Regions from separate parts of the Homo sapiens genome. Here region 2 is linked to region 1. The links are chromatin loops, found by intact Hi-C in ENCODE. Cell type or tissue: PC-3. All regions are shown on one strand. Links, peaks and the distances in the headings refer to the core of each region. The heading gives the core; the rest is flanking DNA. Region 1 overlaps LOC105377510 (a long non-coding RNA gene). Region 2 overlaps RXFP1-AS1 (RXFP1 antisense RNA 1).

Region 1 (2,820 bases), core at 39-2,538:
TGTCTCAAATCTCTTCTTTTCTTATATGAACACTAGCTATTGAATGTAGGACCCTCTTTAAATCCAGGATGATCCCATCTGAAGATCCTTTTCATTACCTATGCAAAGACCCTATACTCAAATAAGGTTACATTCACAGGTACCAAGATTAGGATTTGGGCATATCTTTTTGAGGAATACAATTCAATCCCCCATACCACCCATGGATTTATAAAATTTCTGCATTAGTTGCAAGACATGTTAGATTTTGTATGTGTTAAAGATATGATTACAGAAGCAAAATAGAGTGAAAAGTGGAGGTAATAGGAAAATTCCAGGAAATAGCCAATCTTGATTCAAGGGGCTGAATATTTTAGGTAAAACATATTTTATTTTGAAACTTTGTATGATGCTCTGAATAGTTTTTTTAGCCTTAAGAGATACTAAGTTGAGAAAAAGTAATAGCTAGGAGGAGAAGAAACTTATCATCTGACAACCTAGAGAGAGGCAAGACATTACAGGTTCAAAAATATTCTGAAGGTTCGATGACTTGTGAAAATGTCTCAATACTGCAAAATTGCCATGAATGTCTTTTTAAAGTTTCTTACTGTCTAGAATTTGTGCTTTGATTTGTAATTCTACAATTTAAGATATTAATTGGAGCTAGCTAGTTAATATTTATTGAATACTTAGATGTTCAATTATGAAAGACTCAGTAGACGTAATTTGATCTTCTTTACTAACCTCCTTTGGTCAGTGATATTTCCATGTGGAATAAGGTTTTCATTGCTTTAGTCTTGGATTCTTTTAACAATTTAGCCTATGAAGGATCAGTATAGTGAATTTTCAATAGCAATAAAAAATCTGATGTAAATTTTCTTTTTTTTAGACAGTCTCGCTTTGTTGTCCAGGCCAGCTAACTTTTGTATTTTTAGTAGAGACGGGGTTTTGCCATGTATATTTTCTTAAATGTAGCACTTTATGACACTTTTTTCATACAATGAATGATTTGGTGAATTTGTCTAAAATACACTTTCCTACGTTATGAAATAAATACCACAAATATGTTTAACAAAACACATAGTTGATTTCTTAAGATTAAAGTATGATTCTTAAGGAAATTGTATAATAATGAGTCATTGTTTGAATAGATTTGTTATTTATGAAAGTGGTGAATAAGCAACCTTATGAAATATTAAAGATGAAGGTAGTAAAGAGATCATGTGAAGCAGTTTTGGCCCTTTTTATTAACTAAAAACATGTAATATTTACTGCATTGTAAAGAAATCATCGATGCATTTGATATTAGGTTTTTTAACTCATTTGGCCAATTCTGGATCAGAAAATATGAGAAAAAGTAAAATTGGATAAAGTGGAGTTAAAACAAATGTTGTTGAGAAAGAAAGTGGGATCATTGGGATGGGTGTATCAAGTCATCAGAAAGATGAAGCTGCGTGTGTGTCTAGCATGGATCATTGAATTGATTGATCATTGGTTAGAAGAGATAAAAGTATAAATACCCTATCTTCTTACTGCTTTCTTTCTTTTTCTTTTCCAGCTTTTAACATGTTCTAAAAAGTGTTCATATTAATTATTGAAAGCAATATTTATATATGATTGAATTAATATTGAGAGCAAGATTTATGTGGCTGAATGAAAAGTTATAATAATATAGATAAACAATATGGTAAGATTCAATTTTAGCAGAAAGGATGAAAACTCCTTACATTTAAATGTCTAGTTTAGAGATGAAGAGATTGTGAGGAAACAGTTAACCACACCGTGAGAGGCTGGAGGAAGGAACATGGTAGTGAGGAACATTACAAGAGGTTGAGGTGAGGAAGATGGTATCTAAGTGGCAATTCTCTGCAGGTGGGGAGAGAGATGTGCAGTGAGGGGATGCAAAAGCTGTCTTTGGATTCCCAACTGTGCTTTTTCTCCCTTAAACAAAAAAAGTCCAAATACTTACTAGGCTTCCAAAGAAGAGATACAATATTAAAACAACAACAACAAAAAAGTTTTGCTCATTAAGAAGTAGAAGAAAGAGAACATAATTCTTTATCATTACCATGGTGATTTGTGAAAACAGAAATCAGTGAGCCCTAACTTAGGCCAGGGGTGAAAGTAGAAAGAATTCAGGGCTTGTGCTCCAGCCCTAGAGCCATGTCTACTGACTCAGTGGGTGAATGCTGTACACCACCACACTTTTCTGAGCCTCTGTTACACCCTGGTAAAATTAGGGGAATGGTACTGATGACTCTTACGGTGTGTGGCTGAATAAAAACATGAATCAAGTCAAAGCTGTGGAGTTGAATTGATATTTAGTTAGGATGACGATCCCATTACAGTCACTAACTTTTAAAGTTGTTCACCTTTTTGCAGATATCATTTATTGTTTATAATAGTGCCTATGTAAGATAGGATGAGTTATTCAAAATTCATCATCATTATCAGGAAAACTGCTAAAATTTCATGGCTCTCTCATTTAAGAAATGGTCAACATGTTTGACTACTTAACAAGAGTGCATGGAAAATTGCCATAAATGAAGTAAAAGAAAAATCACACATTGTAAAGAAAATGTTTGTGCCTTATGGCTTATGTTAAAGACAAAGGGCTATTGTTTCTAATATATAAAAAAGGTACTAAAAACAGGAAATAGAGAGACCAACAGTGATAGAAAAATGAGCAAAAGATATGCTAGGCAGTTCACTAGAAGAAGCAAAAATTGAGTTTAATGATGTTTAAAGTTATTTAAAGAAGCTCAAACTTACTTTAATAGAAGAAATGTAAATTAAAACTAACTATATTGAGATACTATTTCTCACCTATAATCTTGGCAG
Region 2 (2,820 bases), core at 237-2,736, 120 kb before region 1:
CCAAATGGAACAGTCTCAGTAACTTCTGTTGGATAGTCAATTTTGGTTGCAGCTAAGGTAAAGAAGAAAGAAGAAAGGAGAGAGAGAGAGAGAGAGAGAGAGAGAGAGAGAGAGAGAGAAAGACAAAGAAAGAAAGAAAGAAAGAAAAAAAGAAATAAAGTTAGACAAATAGGTTGGGAGTAGATTGTTGCAGACTTCATTACTTTTTTAAAATATATTTTTAATTTATATAAAAAATAAAATGCGTATGTTGATAATCAAAAAATAGCTAAGGGCTTAGGATGAAATGTTCTCAGTTATATCTCTTTTCTTTTTCTTTTTCTTTTTTTTTGAGACGGAGTTTCACTCTTGTTGCCCAGGCTGGAGTGCAATGGCATGATCTTGGCTCACTGCAACCTCCACCTTCTGAGTTTAAGTGATTCTCCTGTCTCAGCCTCCCAAGTAGCTGGGATTACAGGCGCCTGCCACCATACCCAGCTAATTTTTGTATTTTTAGTAGAGACAGGGTTTCACCATATTGGCCAGGCTGGTCTTGAACTCTTGACCTCAGGTGATCCCCCTGCCTCACCCTCCCAAAGTGTTGTGATTACAGGTGTGAGCCACCGTGCCCGGCCTATATCTCTTTCAATTATCTACTTCCTCTATTGCAGAGATAGCTGTTTTTATTTTTTAAATTTTATTTATTTTTTGAGATTGCTATTTTTAAATTTTTCTTCTAGCAGTTTCAACCTACCACCATATACTATGCACATATTACTTAATTTAAACATGATCTATTAGTTTCTGCTATGATAGATAAAATTTAGCATACTTTTTCAAAACTTACTAAATTTCCTTTCCCCATACCAATATCATAATTAGTATACTTCTATTCCTCTTAATAAATTTCAATAATTTTTAAAATTCTTGTTCCATGAACTATGTGCAATAAATCTTGAATCCTCACATTCTAATGTGACTTAACTTCACCTTTTCTTTCTTTCATTCACCAAAATTTGTACATTTTAACTTTCACTTTAAATTGTTAAGGTTGATAAGATATAAATTCTATTTGGTAATCCTATTTCTTTTGGATTTTTGTCTAGTAATTGACAATGAATTTTGCAAGTCAGTAAATATATACTGTGCATTTTGTTATTGCTGTGCAATTGCTTTTGCTCTGGCTATCAGTATTGTATGATTATGTTGTCTTTTAAGCATCTTTTAATTTTTTATGAAGATTTTATTTACATTCCAAATTTATTGCACTGACTTTTTATTACATTCTGAAGTTCTTAGTAACTTCTCAAGAATAATATCACATCTTTAATTTTTTTTCAGTTAGCTTCTTCCTGGAATCCTGAATCTTCCTGCTACAGGATTTAGAGTGAGTTTATACCTATTATATTACTTCATATAATTTTAAGAGATCATGATAAAGAATGAAGATAAATACTTGTGGCTACTCTTCTATTTTGACCTTTGTAATTCCTTGACTGTTACTGAAGGAACAGGATGCTTGCTAGAAGCTAAATCCAACCTAGCTTCTTTTTGGATATCTCAGGCTTCTCAAACTTTGTATTTATGAAACACACTTCATTTATCTACCCAGCTCCTAGCCCAACCTTCACCTCTTTAAAATGCAAATGTTTTGGAAGAGCCTGTATAGCCAAGACAATCCTAAGCAGTAAGAAGAAAGCTGGAGTCACCTCACTACCTGACTTCAAACTATATTACAAGGCTACAGTAACCAAAACAGCATGGTACTGGTACCAAAACAGATATATAGACCAATGGAACAGAACAGAGGCCTCAGAAATAACACCACACATCTACGACCATCTGATCTTTGACAAACCTACAAAAACAAGCAATGGGGAAAGAATTCCCTATCTAATAAATGGTGCTGGGAAAAATGCCTAGCCATATGCAGAGAATAGAAATTGGACCCCTTCCTTACACCTTATACAAAAATTAACTCAAGATGGATTAAAGACTTAAATGTAAAACTCAAAACCATAAAACCCTAGAAAAAAACTTAGGCAATACCATTCAGGACATAGGCATGGGGCAAAGACTTAATGACTAAAACACTAAAAGCAATTGCAACAAAAGCCAAAATTGACAAATGGGATCTAATTACACTAAAGAGCTTCTGCACAGCAAAAGAAACTATCATCAGAGTAAACAGACAACCTACAGAATGGGAGAAAATTTTTGCAAGCTACTCATCTGACAAAGGTCTAATATCCAGAATCTACAAGGAAATTCAACAAATTTACAAGAAAAAAACAAAAAACCCAATCAAAAAGTGGGCAAAGGATATGAACAGGCACTTCTCAAAAGAAGACATTTACGCAACCAACAAATATATGAAAAAAAGCTCATCATCATGGTCATTAGAGGAAAGCAAATCAGAACCACAATGAGATACCATCTCATTAGAATGGTGATTATTAAAAAGTCAGGAAACAACAGATGCTGGCAAGGTTGTGGAGGAATAGGAATGCTTTTACACTGTTGATGGGAATGTAAATTAGTTCAACCATTGTGGAAGACAGTGTGGCAATTCCTCAAGGATCTAGAACCAGAAATATCATTTGACCCAGTAATCCCATTACTGAGTATATACCCAAAGGATTATAAATCATTCTACTATGAAGACACATACACACATATATGTATTGCAGCACTATTTATGATAGCAAAGACTTGGAACCAACCGAAATGCCCATCAATCATAGACTGGATAAAGAAAATGTGGCACATACACACCATGGAATACTATGCAGCCATAAAAAAGAATGAGTTCATGTCCTTTGCAGAGACATGTATAAAGCT

What was found. Hi-C counts contacts between places; a loop is a spot of excess contacts. Peaks named below come from ENCODE experiments on the same cell type or tissue, not always from the same donor. Only the 100,000 strongest peaks of a DNase experiment are listed, where the experiment ranks them.
Region 2: it touches region 1 in a loop (6-fold over the local background); 1 of 110 quality-filtered maps calls a loop at or near these places.

Annotation. Positions count from the first base shown.
Region 1 is chr4:158,369,593-158,372,412 of GRCh38, reverse strand. The region is part of intron 2 of LOC105377510 (a long non-coding RNA gene); the gene reads left to right. Among named protein-coding and RNA genes, the nearest start is that of RXFP1, 150 kb to the left of the region's middle. In PC-3, for the core only: no CTCF peak of the experiment used is centred there; no DNase peak of the experiment used is centred there; H3K27ac peaks cover 2,219 bases.
Region 2 is chr4:158,489,396-158,492,215 of GRCh38, reverse strand. It overlaps RXFP1-AS1 (RXFP1 antisense RNA 1), which reads left to right. Exons shown (of 4, transcript XR_007058351.1): 4 at 1,321-2,820. Among named protein-coding and RNA genes, the nearest start is that of RXFP1, 31 kb to the left of the region's middle. In PC-3, for the core only: no CTCF peak of the experiment used is centred there; no DNase peak of the experiment used is centred there.